2 separate regions of the Homo sapiens genome follow, and region 1 is linked to region 2. Evidence: chromatin loops called from intact Hi-C (ENCODE). Cell type or tissue: PC-9. All regions are shown on one strand.

Region 1 (4,000 bases), 750 kb after region 2:
GTGTCCCTGTTCCTAAAGAGTTCCTATAAAAATTGAACTGGGTTTTTAATCACATATATGGAACTAAACTAGAAGTATCTTTGCTCTAAATTGGTTTAATGCTTGTCATTTCAGTTATCTTTTCGTCGAGTTAAGAAGTGATAACTTTGTAGCCAATTGGAAACCTCTGACTGTCCAGGTGATGCAGTAGCATCATTTGTTGGACAGTGGCATCTACTGGTAGTCTGTAAATTTTATAGCCTAGTTTGAAAGGCATTGTTAATATATACCTAGCAAAAAGGGGAGTAGAGCACAATTTCCAGAATTTTATAAATGAAGTGAAAGAATGATATGGGGGAGAGTCCTTTGGGGCCAAGGAGAGAGAGCACAGACCGGAAAGTAATACAAGTAGTAAGAAGGGTGTGTGAGTTGTTTAAGGACTATTAATCTCTCTCTTCAGGTCTGTGATACATGATATGGAACCTAAGAGACCATTTATATGTCATGTCCTGGGTTGTGAATATATTTATAAATGAAGATCACGTGGTTCATAACCTTTAATATAAAATGACATGGAAGTTCCATACAGCCCAGAGTAATTTATCATTAGAGACTAGCTTTACATTTTTAATTTAATTTCTGATAAATTTTATTTAATTTCTGATAAAGTGGGGACAGATACATGAGTTTTAAAAAGCTACAGACAGATTATTAGGGCAGTAAAACTATTCTGTCTGCTACTGTAATGGTGGACACATGATATTATGCATTTGTCCAAACCTGTAGAACTGTACAGTCTAAAGAGTGAACCCTTAGCTTGTGAAGACAAAATGGTATTAATAAATGAATACATAAATATATAAAATAAAGAGTGAACCCTAATGTAAACTATGGACTTTACTTAATAATGTATCAATATTGGTTTATCAGTTGTAATAAATGTGCCACACTAAGGTAAGATGTTAGTAATGGGAAATGGAAAGGGGGGGGTGATGTGAAAAGGGGGTGCATGGGATCTATCTGAACGTTGTGTTCAATTTTTCTGTAAACCTAAAATTCCTCAAAAATGTAAAGTTTATAAATTTTTTAAAAAGCTACAGAAAATGAAGAGAGGCTCTTTGGACATGTTCATGTCCTCCATAGAAAATAACATAATCAAAGAGGAAAAACCAGCATTGGTGAATTCATCCCTTCCTTTCAACTTGGCCTCTCTCACCCACTTTACTTTTAGTGCAGAGTTCAGTGATGGCTAGCAGCTGTCCCCTGATATTTGTTATTCCAAGTATCCATTCATAGGTCTGGGGAGAGATTGTGGCAAGCTTTCCCTAAATAAATCACACCCTTATCTTCTAAGCTTGAGCAGTGGAGGGAGACTTTTCATTCGAGGTGGGTGGCTGAACATCATCATTCCTGTTCTGGACTTCTTGTAATCATGTTGGATTCAGAGGGCACCACTCTCTCTTGTACAGATCTGACCTAACATAGACATAGACTATAGCAGAGATGAATCCAGGCTATAACATTTAACAAGACCTTATTAAAAGCTTCAAGATGTTAGCCTTTATCTGTTCCATATCTAGCTTACTTGGTTGTTTTTGGGGGATCACATGTCTGTCCTCCAAACTGGAAACGTCTAACTCTCCAGGAGATGCAGTAGCATTATTTGTTGGACAGTGGCACCTACTGGTAGTTTGTAATGTTTATAGCCTAGTGTGAAAGGCATTGTAAATGTATACCTAGCAAAAAGGGGAGTAGAGCAAAATTTCCAGAGTTTTACAAATGAAATGAAAGGATGATATGGGGGAGAGTCCTTTGGGGCCAAGGAGAGAGAGCACAGACTAGAAAGTAATACAAGCAGAAAGAAGGATGTCAGCCCATGTCTGTGTGGTAGAGGTCATCTTTCCATCTCACTGGGATTGTCCCTGAAAGTGTCTCACTGCTTAGGTCTCCTTGCCTGTCTAAGGCTTGGAGACCTTCCAGTATCTCATGCCTTATTCTAGATCTGCTTTTTTCCCCGAGGTGAAAAAACCTGTTCAAATGGTCACTCACAACTTTTGTGGCCTTACTTTTTGTCTCCGAAAGGACAAACATATCAGAACTAACATCCACCCAGAAGAAGGGCTGATCAGTTCCTTTCAACACAGCATGGATGAAAACCCAGGTTAGCGTTAGTGCTTCTTGAATTGGAAGTATTCTAACCTCTATGTACCTACCAATGTAAGAACTGAGGGCCCTTTTAAGGGAACTTACATTCCTAAAGTTCAAGTCAAGTTGTCATGAAGAGTACTTAATGAGGCATACTTTTAATCTTTGAATCGTAGTGTTGTAGGGCTAAAAGAAACCTCAGGCCAGGCTGCATGGTGGCTCACGCCTGTAATCCCAGTACTTTGGGAGACCAAGGCAGGCTGATCACCTAAGGCCAGTAATTTGAGACCAGCCCAACCAACCTGGTGAAACCCTGTCTCCACTAAAAATACAAAATTAGCCTGGTGTGGTGATGCATGCGTGTAATCCTAACTACTCGGGAGGCTAAGGCAGAAGAATTGTTTGAACCCGGGAGGCGGAGGTTTCAGTGAGCTGAGATCATGCCATTGTACTCCAGCCTGGGTGACAGGAGCCAAACTCCGTCTCAAAAAAAAAAAAAAAAAAAAAAAAAATTAGCCAGGCGTGGTGGTAGGCGCCTGTTGTCCCAGCTGCTGGGGAGGCTGAGGCAGGATAATTGCTTGAACCTGGGAGGCAGAGGTTGCAGTGAGCCGTGATTGTGCCACTGCACTCCAGCTTGGGTGACAGAGCCAGACTGTCTCAAAAGAAAAAAAGCAAAAAAGAAAAAACAGAAAAGAAACCTCAGAGATCTGTCATTTTCCACCTATTACATTCATTTTATGATACAGAAATGGTCATTCAGTTGCAGATAGTACATGACTGTTGGGATCAGGCCCCCAAATCTGGCCATAAACTGGCCCCCAAACTGGCCATAAACAAAATCCCTGCAGCACCGTGACCTGTTTGTGATGGCCATGACACCCATGCTGAAGTTTGTGGGTTTACCGGAATGAGGGCAAGGAACACCTGGCCCACCCAGGGTGGAAAACCGCTTAAAGGCGTTCCTGAACCACAGACAATAGCATGAGCGATCTGTGCCTTAAGGGCTTGCTCCTGCTGCTGATAACTAGCCAGACCCATCCCTTTATTTCGGCCCATCCCTTTGTTTCCCGTAAGGAATACTTTTAGTTAATCTATCATCTATAGAAAGAATGCTTATCACTGGCTTGCTGTCAGTAAATATGTGGGTGAATGTCTGTTTGAGGCTCTCAGCTCTGAAGGCCGTGAGACCCCTGATTTCCCACTCCACACTATATTTCTGTGTGTGTCTTTAATTCCTCTAGTGCTGCTGTGTTAAGGTCTCCGTGACCGAGCTGGTCTTAGCACGTGACTTTTCTCGGGTGATAGCTTTAATAGTATCAGCAGAGCAGGGAACAGAATCTAGTTTAATGTGTCCTAATCCAGTGGTTTTTTTTAACCACAAAATACTGCCTTTGAGAAAAGGCCAGGCCAGCAGAGTCAGAAGTTGAGCCTGGGATTTGCATAGTCACAAGGTCTTTCTTGCAAACCATTTCTACTGTAGTTTATTGTGTTTTTCTGTTTTTGTTTTTTGGGTTAAAATGCATCGATTTTTATGCTGACAGTTTGTGAGAGTTACTGGGAAGTATTCTATGCTAATTTTGCTAGAGTTTGAAAAGAACTTAAAGGATAATTGTGTCTATCTTTGAGAAGATAACATGAACTTTTACATGTTTTTGACAATTTTTATTCATTCTGCTTTTATTACAAGTGTGAGATGAGGTTTTCTTCCTAGGATACTCTCTGAGGCACTTTTGAAAATACTTTTGTTGGCTGGGCACAGTGGCTCACGCCTGTAATCCTAGCACTTTGGGAGGCTGAGGTGGGTGGATCACCTGAGGTCAGGAGTTCAGGACCATCCTGGCCAACCTGGTGAAACCCCGTCTCTACTAGTAATACA
Region 2 (4,000 bases):
TGATCAACACATTTTTATCTTTAGTTATTATTAAATCTTGTGTCTGCAAGATTTAATAGTAACTAAAGAAATGCCAATTTAACCAGCAAAGATTTTTTTTAAAGGTTAAAGAATGGTAATAACCAATGATGGTTAGGGTATAAGAACCCTTACTGATGTGTTAATTGGTAAAACTTTTGTAGAAAGCAGTTTGAAAAATGTTTAATGTTAACATTTGAAAAATGTTAACTTAGAAAGCATATTCTAAGATTTCTTAATAGGTGACATTGTCAGGTACTATGTGAAGTACACATTTATACCCTTAAGTTAGCAATTTCACTTCTAGCTGTTTATTAAAGGGATTTTGGACAGGTACAGAAATATGTGTATTACAGATTGTTTATCAAATGAAAAATTGGCAACATATCCAGCAATAGGGAAGATTAGGTAAATATAAACTATCCATATACTATAATACTTTGGTATTGATTTGTTGAATTTGTTATGAAGTGGGCAAATAACAATAGTGTAGAATGATTCCATTTCATACTGTCTAATGCATATGGAAGTAAACATAATTCTTAAATAACTTTGAACAACAAAGGAATGATTTTTTTTTTCCTTCTGCCTTATTTATTTTCCTAAAATAACTGGGGTAAACAGTTTTGACCTTGGGTCAGGGACCCTTAAGGTCAAAACTATTTGTGATAATAAAATGTTATTTTTGCACCAATGGCACAAAGTAAATAGTGGATAATACTGTTGTCACCTTGGCAGGAATCAAGATAGTGCCACCAGGGTAGCAGCAGTCATTGCATTATTCACAGCAGTAACATGCAAATGTATTTAAAAATGTTTGTGATGGAGCCAGGCATGGTGGCTACTCGGGATGTTGAGGTGGGAGCATTGCTCGAGCCCAGGAGTTCAAGTTCATCCTAAACGACATAGCAAGACCCTGTGCCTGAAAAATGTCAGTGTTGGAGTATACATGTATTAGATGTCTACCATTGAGTTCATCTCTTTAACATTCTGTGATGAAATAGGAAATACATAGAAAGCATTTCTCATACTGAAGTACTGTGGTTTGTCTCAAGGGAAAAAAAAGCCCTTGTATGATTGAATTTTGAGATGAACTTTTCCCCACTTTTAGAAAGAGTGACTCATTGACTGTGTGCCTGTCAAGATTCCCTCTGGTTTTCTGGCTAGAAAGCTCACCCATTTCCAGTTTCTAAGAGTCAGTTCAGTGGCAGAGCCACCAGGGACAAGTAAGACTCTTGGGGGTGCTTTGACCCTGCCTACCTGGGAGCACACTTTTCCCTTCCCTGATGACCTGGGATGGTGGCCAGGCCGTGCCCTTGCTGTCGCTGGGCAGTGTCCTTTTGGAAAGGGAGCTGCCCCAGGGTTTAGTGCAGCTGCCAACCCTGTTAGGCCCGGCCTCTCGAGGCCTCTTCCGACTTCAAGGGTCACACACCCCCAAAGATCCTCTCACCCATGGTAGTTGCTGTGCATGGTTCTGTCTGTCCGTGCACCTATGCACACACACCACCCCACCACCCTACTCTGAAATTGGCGAGTGAGTTGAGAGCCAGCTCTGTGGGGTCATCCCGCAGCCATGGTTGTGCCTGTCCTTCATGGTGGTCTTTCAGGTTATCTTGGCAACATGTACATTGCTTTTCTTTTTTTTTCTTATTGTACAGTCAGTACTATAAAATTTCTCTTTGAGTTTTATACCTTTGTAGCATTTTAGATGACATTGTGTTTGTACTTTGTTGTGTAGAGTGGAAGAATTGTGTTGAATAAACCCAAGATTGGAATGCAAAAAAAAAAAAGAGTGACTCATTGACAAACTGGTTATTTGGGTCTAGCTACTGGCAGGAATTCTCTCAAATGAACCAAAGAAAACAACTGACTATATTTTTTGTCAGTGATAAAATTCAGGGTTTCAAATAAAAATTAGATTGAGAAACTTGTAATACCACTGTGAGCGCAATAGCTTTTTTTCATAATGTTATGTAATGAATTTGATATATAAGTTTCAACACTTACATCTATATAACTTAGTAAACCACTATTTCCAAAGGGCCATTGCATGATGCCATATAACATGCATGGGTACAAATTCATTTGCGTTGAAGACATTCTAATGGATTTAAAGTCACAGCACAAAATGTTCACGTTCATGGTTATGGCTTCAGTTGCACATCGCACCTTATCTTTAAGCATCACACAGTAAAGTGTTAGAGTAGGTTTCGGCAGAGACAAAAACTTACAGAGATAGTCATAATAATGTCATATGTATGGGAAGGCAGCTACCAAGTGCCTTCAATAGTGGCAGAGGTAAAAGAGGATATTTTATGTGGGCTTTGATGGATGCCTAAGAACTTACTAGAAAGAATGGGAAGAAGGATGTTTTAGGTAAGGGAGCAGTATGTGTGTGAAAGTGTGAAAATACGTGGCACAGGGTACTTGAATGGCTATATTGCCGTGCCAGAGTGTTGAGGAAGACTGTAAAGATCGATTGATTCACATAGGACTGACATGATCAAATCTGTATTTTATGGTTGATATAAAAATACCCTCTAGACATACAGCTGGTAATAATTGAAGGTAAGATTTAGTGTAACCGTGTGCTGTAATCAGAAGTTAGATTTTGATGGCTTGGGTTTCTGTGGCATTTTAATCTACCAGTTCTACTGGTAACTCTACGGGTTTAATCTATTAGCTCTCTCAACTTGGGTAAGTTGACTATCCTCTGTGCCTTTTTTTTTTCCTGATAAGTACAATGAAGCTAAGACTAGCACCCACTATAAATGTTCTAACTCCCTAACAGTGTTGCAGGGAATACTACAAACTCTCAGATGTTGGCAGTGAATAGAAGTGAGTTTCTTCCTAGGAGTTGTTACTCCCTCAGCCTTCTTCCTGGAAGTCTGGCACACTCTTGCCGCTCTTCATTTTACTCCTGACCTTTTATATTGATGGCAAAAATCTTAACCTGTTTATGACAAAATATAAAATTATTTCCATAAGTGGCATTAACATGATATATATTCACATACTTTTGAGAACTACTTTGGATTATGCTTTTGTATAAGCTTACAAAGTAGCTTTGCTTTCCTTTTGTGTTTTCTAAATTTTTCTTAACACAAACTTCAACATTAAAAAAAAAATCTATCGACCTTTAGTGTTATAATAGTGTCCTGTCTCTTTAAAAATGAAAAAAAAAAAAAAAAAAAAAAAAAGGCCAGGGGCAGTGGCTCACGCCTGTAATCCCAGCACTTTGGGAGGCCAAGGCAGATGGATCACCTGAGGTCAGGAGTTCGAGACCACCCTGACCAACATGAGGAAACCCTGTCTCCACTAAAAATACAAAAATTAGCTGGGCGTGGTGGCATGTACCTGTAATCCCAGCTACTCGGGAGGCTGAGTCAGGAGAATCATTTGAACCTGGGAGGTGGAGGTTGCAGTGAGCTGAGACCCTGCCACTGCACTCCAGCCTGGGCAACAAGAATGAAACAACATCTCGGAAAAAAAGACAGTTTTTTGTTTTTTTTTTTGAGGCAGTCTTAGGCTGAAGTGCAGTGGCACGATCTCGGCTGACTGGATGGCTGCAACCTCTACCTCCCGGGTTCAAGTGGTTCTCGTACCCCAGCCTCCCGGGTAGCTGTGAATACAGGTGCATGCCACCATGCCCAGCTAATTTTTGTATTTTTGGTGGAGACAGGGTTTCACTATGTTGGCCAGGTTGGTCTCCAACTCCTGACCTTGAGTGATCCGCCCACCTCGGCTTCCAAAAGTACTGGGGTTACAGGCATGGACCACCATGCCTGGTCCCTGAAAATATATACATATATTTTTTTGAGACGGAGTCTTGCTCTGTGGCCCAGGCTGGAGTGCAGTGGCGCGATCTCGGTTCACTGCAAGCTCTGCCTCCCGGGTTCACGCCGTTCTCCTGCCTCAGCCTCCCAAGTAGCTGGGACTACAGGCGCCCGCCATCACGCCCGGCTAATTTTTTGTATTTTTA

What was found. A loop is a pair of places that touch in the nucleus more often than their neighbours do. Peaks named below come from ENCODE experiments on the same cell type or tissue, not always from the same donor. Only the 100,000 strongest peaks of a DNase experiment are listed, where the experiment ranks them.
Region 1: a loop joins it to region 2, with 4 times the contacts of the local background. A loop is called at or near these places in 4 of 110 quality-filtered maps.

The regions. Positions count from the first base shown.
Region 1 is chr4:168,993,382-168,997,381 of GRCh38, reverse strand. The region is part of intron 4 of CBR4 (carbonyl reductase 4); the gene reads left to right. Among named protein-coding and RNA genes, the nearest start is that of CBR4, 15 kb to the left of the region's middle. RefSeq lists enhancers at 1,459-2,264, 2,265-3,071. In PC-9, a CTCF peak has its summit at 1,650 (motif pointing left); no DNase peak of the experiment used is centred here.
Region 2 is chr4:169,742,628-169,746,627 of GRCh38, reverse strand. The region is part of intron 4 of HPF1 (histone PARylation factor 1); the gene reads left to right. Among named protein-coding and RNA genes, the nearest start is that of HPF1, 13 kb to the left of the region's middle. In PC-9, no CTCF peak of the experiment used is centred here; no DNase peak of the experiment used is centred here; H3K27ac peaks cover 488 bases.